3 separate regions of the Homo sapiens genome follow, and regions 1 and 2 are each linked to region 3. The links are chromatin loops, found by intact Hi-C in ENCODE. Cell type or tissue: dorsolateral prefrontal cortex. All regions are shown on one strand. Region 1 overlaps OSMR-DT (OSMR divergent transcript). Region 2 overlaps OSMR-DT (OSMR divergent transcript). Region 3 has its middle 39 kb from the start of LINC01265.

What was found. Hi-C counts contacts between places; a loop is a spot of excess contacts. Peaks named below come from ENCODE experiments on the same cell type or tissue, not always from the same donor. Only the 100,000 strongest peaks of a DNase experiment are listed, where the experiment ranks them.
Region 1: it touches region 3 in a loop (9-fold over the local background); 4 of 110 quality-filtered maps call a loop at or near these places.
Region 2: it touches region 3 in a loop (1.9-fold over the local background); 2 of 110 quality-filtered maps call a loop at or near these places.

Annotation. Positions count from the first base shown.
Region 1 is chr5:38,743,917-38,751,916 of GRCh38, forward strand. OSMR-DT (OSMR divergent transcript) reads right to left here. Exons shown (of 4, transcript NR_109951.1): 3 at 11-101. Among named protein-coding and RNA genes, the nearest start is that of LINC01265, 28 kb to the left of the region's middle. In dorsolateral prefrontal cortex, no CTCF peak of the experiment used is centred here; no DNase peak of the experiment used is centred here; H3K4me3 peaks cover 613 bases; H3K27ac peaks cover 2,874 bases.
Region 2 is chr5:38,771,006-38,779,005 of GRCh38, forward strand. All of the region lies in intron 2 of OSMR-DT (OSMR divergent transcript), which reads right to left. Among named protein-coding and RNA genes, the nearest start is that of LINC01265, 55 kb to the left of the region's middle. In dorsolateral prefrontal cortex, no CTCF peak of the experiment used is centred here; no DNase peak of the experiment used is centred here.
Region 3 is chr5:38,677,077-38,685,076 of GRCh38, forward strand. No RefSeq gene overlaps it. Among named protein-coding and RNA genes, the nearest start is that of LINC01265, 39 kb to the right of the region's middle. In dorsolateral prefrontal cortex, no CTCF peak of the experiment used is centred here; DNase peaks (open chromatin) are centred at 731 and 3,445; H3K27ac peaks cover 6,133 bases.

The DNA of each region.
Region 1 (8,000 bases), 67 kb after region 3:
ATTCATTTACCTGCACCTTTGTCATGTCAGCTTCATCCTATTTTCATCCTGGTGGCAAAATGACTCCAAAAGTTTTTGTTTTACATCCTCATCCTCTGGTTCTGAGAGGAAAGGCAGAACAACAACAACAAAAAAACTTGAATACCAACATTACACACCAGAATACCAGTCTTGAGATTTACCCTGATTAAACTATTTAGGTTACATGGCCACCCTAAACCAATGAGAAGTTGAATATCTTTGGTATGAGCCAACCAGACCCATTCCATAGGTAGAGTGTAGGAATGGTAGATACCTAATTGAAAACAAAGTACTATTAGAAAGGAAAATGTGTACTTTGGTTGTCAACTATCAGCATTCATTAATCAATGTTATCAGGCTTTTAAAATAGTCTTATATTATTATCATTTGAAAAAATAACATTAATCTGTATCTGAAATTATTTTATTTATATGTCTCTTTTTGAAGAATCTAAAGCTCCATGAGAACAGAAATTTTCCCTGTCTTATTCATTTCACTTGTAAGACAATGCCTGACATTCAATAAATATTTTCTTAGTGAATGCATGAATGAATGAATCTTGTTTATCCTGAATCTCTGAGACCTTCCACCATAAAGTCCCAAACCTCCAGGCCATGAATACTTCATTTGAGATGCTTGGGCTTAAAGCTTCACAGCTGGTAAGTGGATGGCCAAAACCTGAACTCAGGCTGGCTGACTCCACTTATTGTGTATTTCCAACTATTCCAAGCTGCTCTAATGTGTTAAAATAAGCCCACAGAGTTTTAACACAGCTGTGTTCAGAATCCATGTAGGAAATACATAAAACATTCTGACAGTTAGTATCCAAATAGTAATTTGGAAGATTAACAAGAGTTTAAAACTGGGCATGAACCAATATTTGCTTTTCTTTTTTTTTTTTTTTCTTTTTCTTTTTCTTTTTTTTTTTTTTGAGACAGCGTCTAGCTCTGTGTCCCAGACTGGAGTGCAGTGGCATGATCTCGGCTCACTGCAACGTCCGTCTCCAGGTTCAAGCGATTCTCCTGCCTCAGCCTCCTGAGTAGCTGGAATTACAAGCATAAGCCCCCATGCTCGGCTAATTTTTGTGCTTGTAGTAGACACAGGGTTTCACCATATCAGCCAGGCTGGTCTCGAACTCCTGACATCAAGTGATCCCCCCACCTCGGCCTCCCAAAGTGCTGGGATTACAGGCATGAGCCACCACATCCGGCCCAATATTTGCTTTTCTTATCTGGAGCTATCAACATACTCCAAGTTAAAATCATATCCCGCCTAATAGTATGTGAAAGAATGGGATTGATCTGCTGCAAGTCTAGTTTCTCATTTTGCAACAGCAATAATATAAGGCATGTTATAATTTTCCTTATTGGATGTTGCCCCTGATTAAAATAAACCCTTTTTATCTGATAGACTAATGGGGAGATTTAATCAATAGAGAAGAGAACTAATGTTACCTGTCTACCATGACCTGGGTACTTCATTCATTAATTTACATCTTTTCATTTGTATCCATTTGTTGCATGTTATTAAGTACCTTTCATGTGGTAGGCATCATGCTAGGGGCTAATGATGCAGCATTTAGCATAGGCTAGAGAGACATTGTAGTGCATCAATTAAAATAATGAACTCTCAAGTCAGAAAAATGGAAGTCCAAATCCTAGCTTTGCTGTAGCCTGTAGATCCTGGGTATCCACAGTGGACTTCTCTGCATCTTATTTTCTTCATCTCACAGAATTGTTCTTTATTTCACATACAGTTGTCTTGTGAGGCTTAAGTGAGATAATATAATTGTTGCCCTTGCTGTGTCTAGTATAGTGTCTGACACATCACAGTTATTTAATTAAATGTTATTTATATTACCAGAAGGTCCCTATCCTCAAGTTGCTTACAATAAATAGACATAAGTATTGACGCTTAATTTTTCTTAAAATGCTCTGAGATAAGTGTTATTCCATTTTAGAAACACGGAAACTGAGAATTTCAATAGTTCATTCAAGGACTGAATTAATTAACAAATGAGTCAGAATTCTAAATACAAAGATATCTCAGTCTGAAGCCCATGTTTTCACCAATTATCTGAATGAGAAATTGAGAGACAGGGCTTCTAGTCCTGATTTTAGACCAGTGATTCTCAACCCTGGAGAGCTTTATAAAGCTCCAAGTGCCAACACTCTGTCCAATTCACTGAAATCAGAATATCAGGATGAAGGCCTGGACACTGCGTATTTTCAAAACCTGTCCAAAAGATTCTAATGGGCAGCCAGGGTTGAGAATCACCTCTCAAGGCTTTACCAGCTTCACACTCTGTATGGCATCAATTGTCAGAATGAGACCACTGCTGGTAGAAGGAGGAATGTTCCAGGTCTTTCCTCCACTGGGGCTCTATGGTCTCCACTGTGTGTTTTGGGGAAAGCTAGTGCAGGTAATGCTCCCTTTACTGAACACCATTGCTATGGGGTCATAAGACACCCTAGAGTATCCATGTGGCAGACCCAGTTCTGCACGAGTGCTTGTGGAGGAGAGTGGTAGGAACTCAGTCTCTCTCCTCATTGTTGGGTCGATAGATCAACAGCATCTTTCACACACAGAAGAAGGAGCAGCTTGGGAAATGTCCCAGAAAAATGCAGCTGTTCTTTGTTTCTGGAGAGGAAGCCAATAACATTTTGTTCCTTGGGGTTCTCAAGAATGAAAATGTGTGCATAGCTATAAAAACAAACAAACCCATAGGGATAGTTCTCTTACTAACCAATATGTCGCATATATACTTATTTAAGCTCATTCAACAGTAACAGGTATTCTGGTCTATACTCTACCATGGACTTTGTGTTGAGATGGTCAGCAAAGGGAAGAAGGACAGTTCATCAGCCACTGGATGCTCTCTGGGATATTTCAATTACTCAGAAATCAAATCTTCTGCAGCTTCTTAAACTACTATCATTTTAAGAACTCATCCTAAAGTCTAGTCCACATAAGTCTAAGCTGCCCACTCTCTGATTTGCTCCTTGTAGTAATTCTGTGCAATACACGGTCATGTATCATTATCCCTGTTTTACAGAGTTGGAAACCAAGGTTTAGGAAGGTAAAATAACTTGCTCAAGGGCTAGAAAATGCATGGCCTGCACTCAAACACATGTCTCTGGATTCCAAATTCTCAAATTATTCAATTGAGTCAGGAGGAAATTATACTATTTAGGCACACCACGGGCCAGAAGTCAGCCAATCAACCAAATTAAAGCAGAGGCATTTGAACAAAGACACAGGTATTGGATTCTTATGATTTGTTACTGATATATTATGGCTTTAATGACCTCACTCCCTCTTTGGGATCCAAGACAAATGTGCACAAGACCAACAGGTAGGACCCGGGCTCTCATTGTATTTGCTCTTCCTCACGGCATGTTGCCCCTAGCCCAGCCTCAAGCAGCAGGCAGTATCGAGCCTTCAGGTATCTAGCCTCTGGGACAGGCCCATGGGCCATGCAACGTTCAGTTAGAGGCTGACTAAGAAAACTGCCGTGCATGAAAGGCAGTTGAGAAGAGTAACCCTTGATAGGTACGGGTGTGAGACCTCTCTAGACCAGCACTGTCCCATAGAAATATAATGTAACCACATGGGTAATTTTATATTTTCTAGTAGTCACATTAAAAAGAGTCAAACAAGTGAAATAAATTTTAATAAGGTATTTTATTTAACCCAATATGTCAAAAATATTTCAGCATGTAATATATAAAAAAATTAGCAATAAGATAGCTTACATTCTTTTTTTGGTACTAAGTCTTTAAAATCTTGGGTACACTTTATTTTTGCAGCATATCACAAGTGCTAAGTAGCCATGGGTGTTTAATACCTTATTGGACAGCACAGGTCCAGACCATCTCAACACAATTATTAGACTGATGTATTTAATATATATTAATATAGAATATATAAAGTTTGCTGATGCTTTCTCATTATTTGGAGTTTAATTTGTAACAAGCTAGTTTTCAATTTAATGTAAAGAATAAGGCTTTGGTTGGTAAGGCAGTAGAGTTTTTTTGAGTATTAGTATTGCCAGATACTGGGTTTTGCTCTAGGAGCACAGGATGAGCAAACGCAACCCTTTTAAGAGCCCTGGAGTGCTTTGAGTAGAAATATTAAGAAAAGGATAACTATGCATCTGTCTGAAGTTCTGAGGGTACAGTTCTAATTACAAGCTTGTGGGGCTGCAGGGAGAGATACTGAATAACGGAGATCTAGATTTAAAAATCAACAAGTGGCCAGGTGCGGTGGCTCACGCCTGTAATCCTAGCACGTTAGGAGGCCAAGGCAGGTGGATCATTTGAGTTCAGGAGTTCAAGACCAGCCTGAACAACATGATGAAAACCTGCCTCTACTAAAAATACAAAAATTAGCCGGGCTTGCTGGCAGGCACCTGTAATCCCAGCTACTCGGGAGGCTGAGGCAGGAGAATTGCTGGAACTCAGGAGGTGGAGGTTGTAGTGACCCAAGATTACACCACTGCACTCCAGCCTAGGCAACAGAGCGAAACTCTGTCTCAAAAAATAAATAAATAAAAATAAAAAATAAAAATCAACAAGTATTTGAGCTCTAGTTGTGAATTCCACAATTCTTATGTGTTGTAGGTGATATGAAAAATGTATAAAATAGAATTTTAAGAACTTAGCAGACTTACCTAAAAAAGGACTGTCTTAGGTTTGGTTCCCTCAAGGTTCCCCACTAAGTTGGGTTTAAGTTGCTTATTTGAGAGGCAATCTCAGGAGACATGACAAGGGAGTGGGGACCTGAGGCCTTGAGGAGATGTAAGCGGATACAGGACACATGATGAACGGGTTACTGCCATGGGCAACTGGAACTGCATCGCACTGGGGATTCCCTGAGAGATTGGGTGGAACATGGCTCAGAATCCACTCAATGAAAGGTAGGGGATCTGGGGCATTTATCTTCCACCTCCTATCCCTCATTCATTAAAAGTCTCATCTGGGATGTTAACACCCAGCACTCTGGCTGCCCATACTTGAACTGAGCTTACTCCTGCTGCCAGAGAACACCCTTAGGAAGAGAAGGAAGAGGCAGAAAGCTATAGATGTGCATTGGAATTATCACAGGCTATTCTGGTGTAGGCCAAGAAGATATGATTTAGGTTCCTGCAGTGTCTACAATGATAGTTAACAGTCCTAAGTCCTTACCGAGTTACCAGACACTGTCTTTACCACCGTCCATGTACTCATTCATTTAGTCCTCCCGACTATAAGGTAAGTACCTATTACTATTACTAAAAAAGAGGAAATATGGTGAGGAGAGGTTGTGTAATTTTTTCAAGGTCATACAATTAAAAAGGGGCAGAACCAGACTGAGTTTGGTGTCTTAGTCACTGTTTCATTAGTTATCAAATAGTATGAATTGCATAAAAACTGAATCTGCCTTTCTGAGAAAGCCTTCCTGGTTATATTTTACAAATTCTAAATATGTATTTCAACAGAAAACTAACTTTAAAAGTCTCAGTTTTACATTCTGGACTATCTAGACTGTTCTTACCATCAAATTCTCTGTCTGGTAAGTGGGAAAGAAAAGTTCTTTAAACCCAGAAATATTAATAGATAAGGCAGGGTTATCACAGACAGAGGCTTGCAAAAAAGAGAGACGGTGAGTATTATAGAAATTAAGAGTATGTTTATAGGTCAAGTCCCAAGACTGCACACCTCCAAAAATTTCACAAAATCATGGCATACAAAGACCTCTCTCCCTGCAATCTTTGCTCAGGTAAATGAAATATTGTGGGGCTGGCCTTGTAGCTCCTGAAACTAATTTTTCTTTTTCTCTCATCCGTGGACTTCTGTTTGACTTCTCCATCAGATCTCTCTTCCCCACACCTGAAGAGTATCTCAGGCAGACCTTTCCCCTTCTAGTTACTGTCACATCCCAAGCAGGTCTTATTTTCAGGTATCACAAAGTCTAGTTCCTCTAAACCCAAACTTCAGTTTCTCATGTGCTTCAAAGCTCCTCTCCTCTGCCATTTCGGGCCTGACCCAGACTCAGATACTTGCATTAGGGAAGAGCAGAGGGTATTGATTGGTTCTTTATTCACCTGTGACACCCTCCCCCAACTTCCTCTGCTGCATCGAACTCCTCCAGAACCAGGGCAAGGGGATGGAGAGAGGAGAAGAGGCAGAAAGTCTTATCTGAGGAGCACTGCTGCAGTACAGTCTTGGTGCCACCTACATGGCAAACCCTGGCTTTTTCTTTCATCTTCCCAGTTTTGTTGGCTTGTTGGAGATCTCCTTGCAGGGACATCTCTCCGAAACCCCCTTAGCTCCTACATGACAGTTTACCCACCAGTCTCTTTCTGCTGGGCTGGCCAGTCCCTGAAGGTGGGACTGGACTGGTGGGGCCTGGCTCCTTTCAAGGCAGCCAGAGTCCGGCTGTCATTTGAGGTGTCCTTCCTGCCCCCATGAATGACACTCATTCCTCCCACCTCAGGTGAAAATGCTATTTGTTTTGCCTTTAGCTCTCTCTCTTACCCACCATCGAGGCTTGTTCCATCAGCTTCCCCCTTTGGATTTTTGCAGGCTTTATGCCCTCCCAATCCTGGGGAACATCTGCTGAACTTTCCTAAGAATTAGCTCTGATCCCATAGCAGCCTTGCGCTTCTGCAGTCTGCAAGCAACTTGCTTTGGAGTAGGTGGGCAAGATTGAGAGGTATTCTCCCCTGCTGACCAGCGCCTTCACTTCCCCTCCCCTCCCATTATACACTTGCATTGACTAAGAGGAGGGGAGGAAATATTCTGTGTTCAGAGAAATTCTCCCTCACTAACCTTCCAGCATCATTATTACCTTTTCCTTTTCGTTTCCTTTTCTTTTCTTTCTTTTTTTTTGTTTATTTGTTTGTTTCTTTGTTTTTTTGAGACAGAGTCTTACTCTTGTTTCTCAGGCTGGAGAGCAATGGCATGATCCCGGCTCACTGCAACCTCCACCTCCCGGGTTCAAGCAATTCTCCTGCCTCAGCCTCCTGAGTAGCTGGGGTTACAGGCCCTCGCCACTACACCCGGCTAATTTTTTTTTGGCATTTTTTGTAGAGACGGGGTTTCTCCATGTTGGCCAGGCTGGTCTTGAACTCCTGACCTCAGGTGATCCACCCACCTTGGCCTCCCAAAGTGCTGGGATTACAGGTGTGAGCCACCACGCCTGGCCCATTATTGCCTTCTTTCTATGTAGGTGAAGGTGTGTGGTGCTCTATGAGTTACAAAAGTGGTTCCAGCCTCTTAGCAAGTCCTGCGCATGTTCTAATATCTATTGCCCTCAGCTTTGGAGGTTGAATCAAGACCAGGACCCATCCTATGTAATATCCTGTGGCAGAGAAAGAGAGACAGCGACCTCTCCAGGCTGGCTTGAACACAGTCCTGCTTACACACACTGAGAATCATCAGATTACCCCAAGCTCTCTTCTAACATTCAGGGTTTGTTTTTGTTTTTGTTTGTTTGTTGATTTTTTTTTTTTGAGACAGATTCTCACTCTGTCACCGAGGCTGGAGTGTGGTGGTGCCACCTTGGCTCACTGCAACCTCTGCCTCCTGGGTTCAAGCAATTCTCATGCCTCAGCCACCCGAGTAGCTGGGATTACAGGTGCGCACAACCATGCCTGGCTAATTTTTGTATTTTTAATAGAGACAGGGTTTCGTCATGTTGCCCAGGCAGGTCTCGAACTCCTGACCTCAACTGACCCGCCCATCTTAGCCTCCCAAAGAGCTAGGATCACAAGCGTGAGACACCACGCCCAGCCCCAACGTTTAATTTTTAATATTCACAAACTTAACCTCTGTTTGTTTTCTCTAACCCTAAGATCATTCCTAAATTGCTTAAGAAGTGGGGAAACTACTTTTTATTTCTTTTAGACATATGGAAAAACATAAGCCAGGTATAATACTGAAAAGTGATTCAAGCACCCTCAGCTCCACCAAAATACGAGTCATTTAACAATAGAA
Region 2 (8,000 bases), 94 kb after region 3:
TGCGCCACTACACCTGCCTAATTAAAAAAAATTTTTTTTTGTGCAGACAGCATCTTCAACTCCTGATCTCAAGAGATCCTTCTGCCAAGGCCTTCCGAAGCACTGGGATTACAGGTGTGAGCTACAGTGGCCAGCCTATTATTAGTATTAATCCATTAAAAATATCAAAATACTGTTAATGGAAATTTAAAACATTTTTTTCAAGATATATCTATAATCCTGCCATTCAAAACAAAATCAAATTTTCTTTCTTTTTTGTTTAGACAACATTTTACAGATTTGCTTTATCAAGAATCTCAAATGCCAAGTGTAGCCAGCCCATTTCAGTGGCCTGAGTTCAGTTTTACTCTTCCCACCCTTTCTTTGTAGACAGTTTCTACTTAGAGACAGAATGAGTTCTCAGTCTTCAACTACATGTAAGGATATGATGTAGCTCATATATACGTTGCTTTTATGTACATGAATTCCTTATATATTTCTTACATATATATTCCTAATATAGACATGCCTTTAATATATTTCTTTAATCTTTCTCCATGTATCTTTTTTTCATTCTTTTCATCATGCTTACTCTCTTTTTGAACTCCCTCCAGTAAGTCCATTAACACAACATAATCTACAGAGTTCAACTGAAACATAAAGCAATACTATTGCTGGAAATGACTAGTTAGCTGAAACGGTGCTCTCTGTCCCGGAGGCCAAGGTGGGGCATTGAGTTCTTCTTTTCCAGCTATAGGCTGCCTCTCAGCCCCAGCATGGAAATTTTATATAACATGTTGAATGGCAACTGGAAGGACATGAGTGATTCCATGCAAACTGCAGCCCCACTGCAAAGACAAAGCAAAAATCCCAGAGGCAGTAGCTTGGTAAAGTCTTTATTACGAAAGTACAGCCTTAAAATAAAGACATATTTATTGGTATGTGGTCTGGTTTAACATTTTCCTCATTTGTGGATATATAAACTGTTCTTCCATTCAACATATCTGGGAAAATGAATGGTTACTTTCAAAGGTAGCTGCGGTTTGAGCAATGACCCTAAAACATGTTAGAATTCATCTTAAGTAGAAACTTCTCTTTGTTTGAGAAAATACTTTATTAGATTTTTTAAGTTAATCAAGCATAAAATCCAGGCAATTTCATATGGAAAAAGCAAAAGATAAATGGATCTTTATGAGAGACTGGTGGCAAATGCGGATGTGTGAAGGGGGCTGGCCGAGGAGCCAGAGGGCTTGGCAGGGTCAGGATGATGAGGAGAAGGGACAGGGGAGTGGCAGTGGCAGGGAGAGGGGTAGGCGAGGCAGGTGGAGAATGGCTTCCAGAAAGACAGAGAAGAAAAGTGGCAATATGTGGCATCCCAATCCCTGATTAGGGGGTAGTCAGTAAGAAATGTTTTGTGTTGGGGAAAAGGGGATCAATGTCTAGGTCACTCCTCTCTGTTAGTCAGTTTGGATTTCTTTTCTGCTCCTCATTGTAATTGCCTACCCTTCCCATCCCATCCCGCGGAAGATTATTCCAGTCTAAAGAGCACCTTAGGCCAAATTAGAAAAAAGATACTACTTCCTCTAAACAAAAGTAGCCCTGTGCCATGGCTCCTGGCTTGGCCCCAACCCCTATTGGGGCCCTAGGCTAGATGCCATTGAGCGGTGAATGATCTCTACAACTACAGGAAGTGGCCTTATGCTAGCTACCTTCCAGGGTCCCAAATCTCCACTACAGTATGTTACGCACAATGGCCTTTTGTCAGCAGAGCTTTGATGGAAGGAAAGGAAAGGAAGAATATTCATGCCTGGAGTGAATCAGTGAAGACACCAGCATCAAGAGGGAAGAAAGAGGGAAAAACTGACCTCAAACCAGGAATTCAGACCAAGAAGTTATAAGGAAACATAACTTATTTTTCTTGCCACAAACCCAGTCACCCATCTATCCTGGGGAACCCTTGGAAACATTAGGAATTTGTGCCCCTCCATCATATACGAATATGTGGATTTTAAAGGAATGTGTAGCCCAGAGGACTGGAGTGTTTGGATATATTTGGGATACACACATTTTACTGAATGCTGACTTTCTGCCAGGCACTGTGTTAGCAGGATTGCCAGATAAGATGTAATGTACCCAGTTAAATTTGAATTTTAGATAAATAACAAATATTCACCTTTACTGTAAGTATGCCCCCAAATATTGCATGAGAAATACTTATTCTAGAAAATTATTTGTTGTTTATCTGAAATTCAAATTTAACTGGGTGTCATGTATTTTTCTTTGCTAAGTCAGGCAAATCAACATGTTCGATGTTGAGTATAAAAAGGTCAAAGAGACAGTAAAACAATAAGGAACTCATAGTTCAGGGAGGGTCTCAGACAACCAGCCAAGAGCAATGCAATGTGATGAATGCCTGGTGGGATTGGCACGAGATGCTCTGGTTGCACAGAAGAAGGGCACCTACCTTGATCTTGGGAAGAAGAGACCTAATTGAGTCCTAAAGGTTTAATAGGGTTATCCAGGTAAATTATGGATAGATAGGTTGGGTAAGATATTGATTCCGGCAGAAGGAACAGATGGAGGAAGGCTCTAGAGTTAAGAGAATACCTAAATACAAATCAGTGTGCTGTGTACAAGTAAAAGAGTAAACAGTGTGTAAGTCAGAGGCACAGTGTGGCTGGGACATATAATGCTGGCTGAATAGGGTCTTAACATGCCATGCTGGGAACTTTAGAATCTCCTGAAGACAACAGGTCCCCATCAAAGAGGAGTGCTTTGAATAGCTTAATGATTTGGAAAAAGTGTCATTGCTGGAATGTGAAGAATGGATTAAAGAGGAGCAAGACCGAAGACAAGCAGAAAAGTCAAGATTCTGGAACAATAATCCCATCAAAAGTGGATGCTAACCTAAAATAAGATAACGACCAAGGATGTAAAGAATTCAAGGAGTCTGGCTGGGCACAGTGGCTCATGCCTGTGATAGCAGTACTTTGGGAGGCCGAGGCAGGTGGATCACCTGAGGTCAGAAGTTCGAGACCAGCCTAGCCAACATGGTGAAGCCCCCTCTGTACTAAAAATACAAAAAATTAGCTGGATGTGGTGGCGCATGCCTGTAATCCCAGCTACTTGTGAAGCTGAGGCAGGAGAATCACTTGAACCTGGGAGGCAGATGTTGCAATGAGCTGAGATCGCGCCATTGCACTCCAGCCTGGGCAACAAGAGCGAGACTCCGTCTAAAAAAAAAAAAAAAAAAGAATCAAGGAGTCTGAGAGATAATGAGAAGATGGAATAACCAGGACTTGAACATGGGTTGGAAGTGGAGCAGTGAGGAAAAAAAGAAAAGAAAAGTACAAAACGACTCTGACATTCCTTGTTTGTGCAATCAGCTAAGTGGGTGATGTTCTCATTCACTAAGAGAGAAAATACGTGAAAAAAACTGGAGGCAGGAGATGTTGAGTTTGTGTTGAGATGCTTGAGGGTGAAAATTCTGAGGGCCACCAGAGTGGGAGTGTACACTAATCAGTTGGGTACATGGTCCTAGAGCTCACGCTTTGAAGGATCTGGGATGAAGATGTGGATTGAAGGTTATCTTTTATTTTTTATAATTGTATTTGTTTTCAATTCCACAAAGATACATAAATATATTTGAGTCATAACAAATTTAAGCAGTAAACATAAATTAATGTATCTCTTGCTTACCCTCCACCCTCCTACTTCCTCACTACAGGTAACTGCTACTGTTTTCACCTGTACTCTTCCGGAACTTTTCCCATGCTTTTACATATGTAGAAGTACCTACAGAAGCATGTTTTGTTTGTGAGTTATTTGTTTGTTTACCTGAAAGGCCTTGAGCTGCCTTAAGTCAGGTTGCCCAGTAAATAGCTTCTGAGATTGAAATTTGTGTGCAGAAGGTTTTTTTTTCTTTTTGAGACGGAGTTTCACTCTTTCGCCCAGGCTGGAGTGAAGTGGTGCGATCTCGGCTCAATTCAACCTCCACCTCCCGGGGTTCAAGGGATTCTCCTGCCTCAGCCTCCAGAGTAGCTGGGATTATAGGCACCTGCCACCACGCCCAGCTAATTTTTGTATTTTTAGGGTCTTGTAATGTTGGCCAGGCTGGTCTCAAACTCCTGACCTCAGGTGATCCAACCGCCTCAGCCTCCCAAAGTGCTAGGATTACAGGTGTGAGCCACCATGCCTGGCCTGTATGCAGAAGGTTTTGTAACAAAATTTATTTTATTTAAGTTCTGGGATACATGTGCAGGATGTGCAGGTTTGTTACATACGTAAATGTATGCCATGGTGGTTTGCTGCACATATCAACCCAATAACCCCCAAATGCCCCGCCCATCAATGATAGACTGGACAAAGAAAATGTGGTACATATACACCATGGAATACTATGCACCCATAAAAAGGAATGACATCATGTCCTTTGCAGGGACAGGGATGGAGCTGGAAGCCATTATCCTCGGCAAACTAACATAGGAACAGAAAACCAAATACTGCATGTTCTCAATTATAAGTGGGAGCTGAACAATGAAACGTATGCAGAAGATTGAATGGGGGGAAATGAACTGATGGAACAGCACCTGTAGGGGAGTGAGGGAAGCAGCTGGGCTGAAGAGCACGTTGAACTGTGACAAAAATACAGAGGATGTTCCAGCTAATCTCATGGGCACTAAAACTAGGATAGGCTTTCAGAGTTGACCCAAATTGAAGCAAGGGGGCTGGAATATTATATCCTCACATTCACCAATCATTGAATGTGAGCTAGCCCTGAGGAGGATGCACAATTTAGAAAATATGACTCCCTTCAGCTGAGGACAATTCCTAGGGAGGGACTCTGTAGTGATCCTTCAGCAGCCAATGCTCCTAGCAGCAGGAGAAATGTGCATTGATCCTGAAGAGAAGACCTAGGAGGCACATCACAGCATCCACTATGCAGGCTATACAAACAGTTCTGAAACTTGCTTTTAAGCCTAAGTCTATGTCCTGGAGATCTACCTCTTTTAGTAGTTAGATTGGCTTTACTCTTTTAAATTGTTCCATAGTATTTCAGAGAATAATGACCCACAGTCTCTTTAATCACTCTTTTCTTGATGTATTTTCAGTTGTTTCTAACTTTTTACTCCTAGAAACAATACTGCAGGACAAATGGATTTCCAGCTTCTGGTGGCGACAGAATAAGTCCCTCCCAGAGGATGCCTGTCCTCCTCTTCTCCTAGAAACAATGACAAACCCTGGATGTATTCATAATAATATGAAAACAACCACCTGACATGACTGGAGTGTGAACAGAAGCAGATTGACTCTTGCAGGGAGTCAATGCTTGAAGAAGAGGAGCACCGTGAGGAGTTCTGCATTTTGCCAACTCTTAGTCAGACTAATGAGGTCTATTAGGCATTTGGCAGCCCAGTAGCAAGAGCACTGATGGAAAACCTTCAGCCTTTCTGGTCAGCAGAATCAGAAAAGTAAAACTGAAAAACTGCTACCGAAGCAAGTAGAAGAATCCTGGAAGGAAAGAGAAAGGAGATAGAAAAAACGATCCCTAAATTCTGTCTGCCCATATCTTAGGCTGATCTCTGAACTATGCATGCCTGGGACAGAATAAAGAAGCTCAGCTAAGCAAATGATTCGAATCAAGACCAGAGCTGCTGCTCACAGAAACAGAGTTTGCACTTCAAGCCCAGCCAAGAAAATTGCCTGAGAAAGCAAAGGGATCAACACGTGTTAGAGAAAAATAGCAGAAATCAGACTCTTCACAATCTCACATTCATAATATACAGGATACAATCCAAAATAATTTGACATATGAAGTATCAAGAAATGGAGCCAACTCTCAAGGGAAAAGAAAGCCAACCACATCTGACCCTGAGATGAACCAGATGTTGAAACCAACAGAGAATAATGTTAAAGCCGTTCTTTTAACCATCCTTGATACAGTAAAGCAAAATACGCTCTTGATGAATAAAATATAGGAAAATTCATCAAAGACATTTAAACAAAAAAGGACCAAAAGGAAATTCTAGAACTAAAAAAATATAATATCTGAAGTTTTAGAATTATTGGATATACTTAGTAACCAAACGGAGATGTCCAAAAAACAAAACAAAACAAAGAGTAAATGAACTTGGAAATAAATCAATAAAATTATCTAAGGAGATGAAGAGGAAAGAAAAAAGATTTTTAAAAATGAACAAGGGACCTCTTAAATAACACAAATGGTTCAACAGACAGGCAGCCACAGGAGAAAGAGGTAGAAAAAAATTTAAAGTAATAATGGAGGAAAGTTTTCCGAATTTGTTGAAAGACAGAAATTTACAGGTTCAAGATTCTTTGTCAACACCAATTAGAAGAAACATGAAGATGCTCACATTGAAACACATCGTAGTTAAGCTATTGAGCCAGAGATAAACAAGAAACCTTGAAAGCAGTAAAAGAAAAATGAATCATTACATATAGAAGAACAGAATTTGATTAAGAACTGAATTCTCATCAGAAACAATGGAAGTCAGAAGACAGTAGAATGACATCTATAAAGTGCTGAAGGAAAAAATGCCTCTCACCCCAGACTGCCTAATCCAACAAAAAATATCCTTCAAAGATGAAGGCAAAATAAAAAACAATTTCAGACAAAAGAGAACTAAGAGAAGTTGTTGCCAGCAGATCTGCACTATAAGAAATTCCAGTGGAAGTTCCTCAGGCTGAAAGAAAAAGAATCCAGATAGAAATGTGGACCCTCAGAGAAGAATAAAGAGCATCGGAAATGGGAAAAAAAGTAGCTGGGGGAATGCAAAAGATTATTTTTTCTTGTTTCTCTTAATTTTAAAAATAAATCTGTTTAAAGCAAAAATCATGACAGGAATCTATAATATAGGTATATATAATTCATAAAACAACTATAACACAAAGAGGGGTAAGGGGTGGAGACGACCCTGTGTATTTGCAAATTTTTCATGTTTTAAGCAGTGTTATTCTGTTACCATGTTAAATGTGAAAAGTTAAGGATATATTTTGTAATCACTATTCAGCTACTAAAAGAAAATGTGGATGCCAGGTACGATGGCACACGCCTATAATCCTAGCACTTGGGAGGCCAAGGCAGTTGGATTACTTGAGCCCAGGAGTTCAAGACCAGCATGGGCAACATAGCAAAACCCTATCTCTACAAAAAGTACAAAAATTAGCTGAGCATTGTGGCACATGCACCTGTAGTCTCAGCTACTCGGGAGGCTGAGGTGGGAGGATCGCCTGAGCCCACGAGGTCAAGGTTGCATTGAGCCAAGATTGTGTCACTGCACTCCAGCCTGGGCAACAGAATAAGACCCTGTCTCAAAAAAAAAAAAAAAAAGCAAAGATGCATAGCTGTAAAGCCAATAAGAAAATGTAAATGAAATTTAGAATATTCAAATAATTTGTAAAGGCAAGAAATGAAGAACATAGGCTAAAACACCACCATAAATAAATGCAATTATTATTTGTCAACTTATATACATAGTACAAATATATACTCTCCACATACACACACACAACTAAAAAAAATTGCAAAAAAACTCAGAGGAGACAAGTAAAACACAAATAATAAAATGGTAGACTTACCCAAACATATCAATAATTACATTAGATATTAATGGATTAAACAATTCAGTCAGAAGGCAGCAATAGTCAGAATGCAGTTTATAAACTAACAAGAGACACACTGTAATTCTTAAGACACAGATATGCTCTAGGTAAATGAATGAAAAATATATATACTATTCAAATGAAAAGCATGAAAAGGTTCATGTGGCTATACTATCCTCAGGCAAAATAGATTTCAAAATCTCAAAATTGTGTCTCCTAAAAAGATATCCTAACCCCTGGTAACCATGAATGTGACCTTATTTAGAAATCAGATCTTTACTGAGGTAATCAAATTTTGCTGAGGTCATGGTGGATTGGGGTGGGCCCTAATCCAATGATTGGTGTCTTTATAAGAAGGGAAAAATATGGCCACACAGACACAGAGGTACACAGGGTGA
Region 3 (8,000 bases):
AAATCACAATGCAGATGATTATGGATCAGGGTATATGTGATGGTTAATTTTGTTTGTCAACTTGATTGGGTCAAAGATACCCAAATAGGTGGTTAACCATTATTTCTGGGTGCATCTGTGAGGGAGTTTCTGGAAGAGATTCACATTTAAGTTGGTGGACCGAGTAAAGCAGATGGTCCTTTCTAATTTGGGGCAAGGGATGGGTGGCGGGCATCATCCAATGCAGTGAGTATGGAACAAAAAGACAGAAGAAGATTAAATTTGGTATCTGCTTGACTGTATGAGCTGGGATATCGATCTTCTCTGGCCCCCAGCCCTCTTGGATCTCCGTCCTTCAGATGCAGGCTGGAAGCTACACCATTAACTGTCAGGCTTTCAGGCTTTTGAACTACACCACCGGCTCTCCTAGGTCTCCAGCTTGCAGACAGCAGATCACGGAATTTTTCAGCCTCCATAATTTTGTTCCAATAACTTCCAGTGAATCTCTTTGTATATTGGTTCTATTGAATCTGTTTTCTCTGCAGAACCCTGATTCATTCAGCTTACTAAACCAGTCAGCAGGCTATGGATGGCACTTTGAAGGCCATAATTTTGAGACCCTGCAAAGCAGGTGAAGGAGAGAAATTTATAACTAAGGCTCTTCACCCATTCTCCAGAAGAATGCCTTTATTTCTTTGTCTCCAAAATCTAATGTAGAAGCCAGCAAGCTGCTGCCAACAGCAGGGAGCCTGACATGAGATGGAACACTGCTGTCCCTGTAAAGGAGTCAACACCATGAACCGTTTTGAATACATGAGAACAGCCAACAGCCACCAAGGCCATACAATATCTGGCGACCCAGTCAGGATGAGAATATTGGCTTTAGCCATGATAAAGATAGTGACAGTTTATATGAGGGTTAGCATCAAAACAGGACAGTTTATAAGAACCCCAAAGCTGAAAATCTTTTAAAAACCCTAAGCCAAAATCTCGATGATGTGCTGGTACAAGGGGCGTTATTATTTAACTAAATATTAATAGATTCCTGTCCTTTTGGCTTACTTCTCTGCTCCCTCTCTCCTTCAGCTATTTTCTATTATTTTTTCCATACACACAAATGCAGAGCTTTTTGGTACTTGCTTTGTAATCCAGTGCATAGAGATGTTGATTCCCATCTCTAGGGGCAAACAATTGTACTATGTTTTGTTTTTTTCCCTATTGTATGCCAAAAGAAAACAAACCTATTCTGTTCTCTGTTTATAGAACTGTCTTTGTCTAGCTGTCTGTCTACTTATCTATCTATATCTATCTATCTGTCTATCTATACCTACCTATTTTATACATATTTTTTATTTCAATAGCCTTCGGGGGTACACATGGGTTTTGGTAACATGGATGAATTGTATAGTGATGAAGCCTCAGACTTTAGTGCACTCCTCAACTGAATACTGTACATTGTACCCAATATGTAGTGTTTTTTGTTTGTTTGTTTGTTTTTAGACCGAGTCTCGTTCTGTCACCAGGCTGGAGTGTAGTGGTGCCATCTCGGCTTACTGCAACCTCCGACTCTCTGGTTCAAGCAATTCTCCTGCCTCAGCCTCCTGAGTAGCTGCGATTACAGGCATGCGCCACCATGCCCAGCTAATTTTTGTATTTGTAGTAGAGACGTAGTTTCACCATGTTGGCCAAGATGGTTTTGATCTCCTGACCTCGCGATCCACCTGCCTTGGCCTCCCAAAGTGCTGAGATTATAGGCATGAGCCACCGCGCCCAGCCCAATAAGTAGTTTTTTTATTCCTAGCCCTCTTTCCACCCTCCCTCTTTCTGAGTGACCAGTGTCCATTCAGCACTGTCTTTCTAATCACAATTCTTCCTGTGAACTCTGACTTCTGTTGGCTATCTGTTTTAGCCCTTTCAACAGAAATGAAAATACAGAAAGATGTTCAATTGGTGGGAGAATTGCCTGAGCCTGGGAGGTGGAGGTTGCAATGAGCCGAGATCACGCCACTGCACTCCAGCCTGGGTGACACAGTGAGATCCTGTCTTAAAAAAAAAAAAAAAAAAAAAAGATGTTCAATCTTTTTAGGGTGACAGAGCAAATCTGTAACTCTACTTACAGTCAAATACCAGGTACTGATGTCCCAAAATTTCTTCTTGGAAAGAAGGAACCATTTTATTTTCATTGGCACCAATCATAGGATGTTTTCTTCACTATTTAATTTTGAATAACACAGTTCTTTTCAGGGAAGACACATTATCCTGAAACACCCTGAATTAATGCTAGATTTGAATGTCTATAAGTAGGATTTGTGAACTTTGATAAATATTTAATCATTCTTTCATTTGGGTGAATGGCCTTACATTTTCAAGAATGGGTGTTAATGTGAGTGAGCCTTTTAAATATCACTTTTTTGAAGTATTACAGTAAGTGATTGCATAGTAAACATTCAGAATATGCAACTTCAGGAAGAATGAGAGAAAACTGTCCTAATACTATGCTGTGGCTTGGGATAAAATTGAGATATGATGGAGGAAAAATATGTCAATTACCAGATATCTTTATGTGAAATATAAGATAATATATAAAATGGGACTGGGCATGGGGGCTCATGCCTGTAATGCCAGCACTTTGGGAGGCCAAGGTGGGTAGTTCTCTCGAGCCCAGGAGTTTGAGACCAGTCTGGGCAACATGGTGAGACTCCATCTCAACAAAAAAATATACAAATTAGCTGAGCATGGTGGTGTGCACCTATAGTCCCAGCTATGTGGGAGGCTAAGGTGGGAGGATCACTTGAGCCTGGGGTGGCTGAGGCTACTGTGAGCCATGATCATGTCTCACATGATCATGGCAGTGGCACTTTAGCCTGGGTGACAGAGTGAGACCCTGTCTCAAAAAAATAAAAAGTTAATATGCTTATATAAAACGATATTAACACATCAATTTTATAAGTATATATAAAATGATTTATAATATGTGTATAACTAAATTAATACATTAACTATTTTTAAGCAGATGATTCATGATTTTTAGCTATGTTCCTAGAATTTTTGGTGACGGGAAGGGGAGCATTTACTTGGGCAATGGGAGTGTCTCATATTTGACATTGCCTTATATTAGGGCATATACTGTAGATGCATAAACAATGGTTGAATCCTAACCAAGCTTGGGGTGGGGGGAGGAAGAACAATGAAGACATTCACAACAAATTATTTTCTTTTCTCTGTGTTATCAAGAAAATGTGTTTACCAGTCTTTATCTTGATTCCAGATCCACAGCAAATGATGACTCTTCTCTATGTATGACGATGATGGTTTGTGAACCAAACTCTGGATCATATAAAAATGAGTGTTTGAAATACTACTTCAAAAGTAGCCACTTCTGAAGATTCTATACATTTATTCAGAGAATGACAGTCATGGGCCAAACTGCTTGGGAACGCCTCTTGGAGGACTGCCTTCAAATCATCACTTCACAGGCTGGACGACAGGGCCAGGCTCCACACTTTATAGACAGTCTTTTTGTTTTCTTTTTTTTTTTTAACCCCAAATGGTTATACTCATGCCATTGACCAGCTTGGCCTCTGGATGACTTTTGGCTCTTTCCAGAAATCATTAAATTCACTGTCTTCCACTGACTCCCATCCCCCATCCCACCCCAAAGGAAGAAGACTTGGCACAGAGTAGGACTTTCAGAAAAATGCTCTGCAGGCTCTGAAGACAATTCTGCGAGAGGAGTTCCAAATGTTTAGAGGAAAAACAAGACAACTAGAGTCAGTATATGACCTCCCAACGAGAATGTGCTGAAAAGAGACAAAATTCCTTAGGGTTTCTAAGTTCTAGAAGATTACTTTTTAAATATCATTTTATGTTCCTATGCCACATTTAAAATGTACAAACCTTGCATGCCATACCAGGTAGCCAGATTGAGCAAATATCTTCACGTGTTTTCTACTTCAATCAAAATAGAAAACCTTAAGCTTTTTTGCTTTTGAGACTAAGCCTATAAACAAAAGTACAATTTATAAACCTGCTATGCACATTGGCAGGAACCTATGACATAAAATGAATATTTAAACTTGGGTTATTTGGCAAAATGGTGGTACCATCCTCCCAGTAACAATGCTAAACATCAGAACACAAGCAAGCTCATGATGCAATCAGCACAGGGGTGCGGGATCATTATCTTCAGTTGTTCACTTGCAGAGGGACTGAAAGCTCAAGTTATATAGACTTGCCTCATCTGTAGGCCTGGTGAATACATCTTCCATTTTACATTTTGGCTCCAGGATATGACATTCTCTCCATATATCATCTGCTGGTTTTCTTCTTTGTTGGACAGTTATTTTGTTAGGAATTCATAACTCTTTATGTTTTGACACAAGCTCCCAGCACATAAGCTATTCCCTGATTGGAAATGAAGCTGTTTAGAAACTTGTTTTAACTCTTTCAATTCATTAGGGTGTTATTTAGTAAGTTCACTGAAGCAGTAATTTCCCAAGTAGAATTAGCTGGCCCTTTATATGTTGTCAAATAGCCAACTTTCGAGCTGGAACAATCCAACAAATGCAGTTATAACGCAACCAAAACCAGTTAAGAAATAAGTGACTTTGGGGATTTAAAAAGAGAAAGTGAGTCCAGGGAAATTTGCTAATTCTTTTGGAAAGAACTTAAAAATTAGGGAATGAAGGAAAACAAATTGGACTTCACATATTTGGATTTCAGAACAACATTTGATTTAGAATAGTAATTCTATGGTTAGATTAATTCAAGCCATATTAATTATTTGAAGATTGTAATGCATGATTCTAATATGATGCTCATTCGATTCACATTTCCCATTACCTCTGAAGAGTACATATCTCCAAACGGAGTTATTTGGAATAAGTCTTTTACTGTGCACAAGTTTAGAAAAAATTTCCAGGAATTTATCCCAAAGGAAAACCCAATAGAAACAAAAACAATTTGTATTTGCCCACACTAGTGCATTTCTCTGCCTTCTGCCAGACATTTTTTAGATATTCTCAAATCAAGTTCTCATTTCTGCCTCTGGCATCTCACTGCAACAGTACCAGACATTGATATAGTCTCGATAACTTTCAAAAGCTTTCTTTGTACATCGTCGGGTCGGATCTGTGCAATTATTTTGTGGGTTTAAAAATGCTTCTCTACCTAAATGTAAGCTCCTAGAGGGAAGAACTTTGTCTATCTTGCCTACTTTTGTATCTTCAGAATTCAGAAACGTGTCTGGTACGTAGAAAATGTCATTAACCATTTGTTGAATTCTGTAGATGAGGAAACTCAGGGCCTACAAAAGAGTAATAATGATGCTTTTGTTTAGCTCCATAAAGTCTTCAGACTGCTATCTTATTTATTCTGTTATTGTAGAGTTCCATATTTTATGAGGACACTGCCTTCCTTTTTTGTCACAATTGCACATTATACACAAACACACACACACAAACACACGTACATCTATAGCTGTTCCATGATTTTTACTTACGCCTCTTTTTGAGCAATTATATCTATAAAATCATGAGTTTTATGTGCTAGTTATATTTTTTCCTAATACACATAAGAACAAATAAATCATTTTATATAGAATTAAAAAGTAGATAAAAACTGGATTGTGCAAAATCATCTCACATCATACAAATTGCTATCCCTACTACATTTGGAGCAAGTCTGTTATGTTGGATCCTTTTAGTAAGCCCATGAGAGAGGCCACAGGAGGTAAGCAAAGCAGGCTTTGTTAGCTCCAATTTACCAGGGAATAAACTGAGGTGAGTGCGCACAGGGTCACACAACTACTAAGTGTGGATCTAGGACTCTGGCCCCCAAGTCTCCTCACTGCCTGTTTAACATCTTCTACTATCTTCTACCCCTCCTCCAGCATTCCTGGGGAAATCTACAGCTAAGCTGATATTTGCTCTCTCTGTAGATGGCTCTCTGTTCTGAGAGTCTAGCTTAGAGCTATTTGGAAACAATCTTATGAGGATGAACTAGGGACAAAGAGGTCACCTTAGGCAGGTCTTAATTTGTAATTTTATTCAAGGGAGGAAGTACATGCTAAGAAATTGTTGCTGAAAACTGTGTCTAATTGGTAATAATGAGAAAAGGGTGGGAAAGGATGGAGAGTTGGATGATAAGGGAAAAAATAAAAATTGGCTTAGAGAAACATGCTCCCTGGAAGCTCATTTGCATGTACTATAAAACCATGTAAGGCTTGTTTTGTGCAATGATATAATCATAGTTAAAGTCGATGAGCATACCTACTACAAACCAGGTGTGTCACCTGCATTATCTCATGTATCCTCATGGCAGGTAAGTTTCTTGCTTAGAGAGTAACCTGCTTAGGATCACACACCTGAGAGGGGGCAGAACCAAACTTTGGACAGAGTCCCTCTGTTTCTTAGAGTGCATTTTCTTTCCTTTTCGTCTGCATGACTGTGTTGATACTAGCTCAATTGTGATGAAGGGCTCACATTAATTTTCAGTATATGCCTACATTTTGGCCAGATGATAAATTCAAATAATGCTGTACATTACAGAATAAAAGCCTACACGTGTCCTTTAGGCCAGTTGAGATGGGCAGCTGTGAGGTGTGGTCATGGTCTTGTAGTCCATATTCATCCGAGATCTGGCTTAAGACTTGGATCACTATGGGGCAACTATAGGATCTTTTTTTTCCCACCACCCTACCTGGAGTGGACCTAGGGGTCCTTACTGAACTGTGCAGTAAAGATCTGAAGTTGGCTAAGGTGCCCATGAAATCTTTAGGACTGGTCTAGATGAATAGAGTAATCAAATGTCAGGGGGCTAAAGTCCAAAATAAGGTCTTCCAAGGCTGCCATAATCTTGGTCCATATTTTTTAAAGTGACTTGGAATAATCTTGACATTGGGTTCAAGAAAAGATGACAAGGAGAAGTGCAAAATCTGTCCTCCCAGCAGTTGTTCTTCTGGCTGATAGCTCCTTGTACTTTATGCAGCTCTGAGCTCTCCTGTGCCATTTAGCATTGCATTCTGATGGACTGTAGATGTTAGAGAATAGACAGTCTAAGGAGCAAGAGAAATATTTTTTCCTAACTCATCCCCTGTCTTTAACCTTCAAGCAGGGTATGTATGAGAAGATGTTATAAACCTACATTGTAAAAAGCACTTAATATCTTAAAGCAAAAAGAACAGCAAAATGTTTTTGGCGATGCATCCCAGTTCATATACCTCAGGGTCAGGAAGTCTTGAAAAAAGACTAAACAAAACCTTTTCTGCAATATCAGTCCATTGATCTATCATCAAAAGAAAGTAAAGAGCAAGCTCTCCCAATGGGAAACTGCTATGGTTTGAGTTTGTCTCCACTGAAACTCATGTTGAAATTTGATCTTCAATATGGTGGTGCTGGGAGATGAGACCTAGTAGGAGGTGTTTGGGTCATGGGGCAGATCCCTCATGAATGGCTTGGAGCCATTCTGGTGGTAGTAAATTCTCCCTCTTGTGAGACTGAATGAGCTCTTGTGGGAATGTTTCCAAGATATCGGGTTGTCATAAAGCCAAGGTGCCCCTTGGGTTTTGCCTCTTGGCATTTGTCGGCTTCTCCTTTGGCCTTCCACCATATTTTGATCCAACACAAAAACCCTCACCAGAAGTTAAGGAGATACTGGTGTCATCCTTCTTGTATTTCCCCACCTGCAGAACTAGGAGCTAAGTACACCTCTTTTCTTCATAAATTATCCAACCTTGGGTATTCTGTTATAGAAACATTAAATGGATAAACACAGGAAAAATCTCACATTTTGAAAGGTCAGAGAAGTTTCAATTGACTACTTATGGAAGAAGTGGAGGAAAGTGAGGATCTCCAGAACTTACAAAAGGCTAGTGGCTCTGTATGGCAAGGAAGAACCACCACCAAACAGTTTGATGTACAGAGTTGGAGATGAACAAATTTTGTACTGAGAGAAGGATGGAGATAGTGTATATAAAAGAAATACAAGGCCTCCCTTTGTCTGTTCAGACAAGCTTGGCTTGG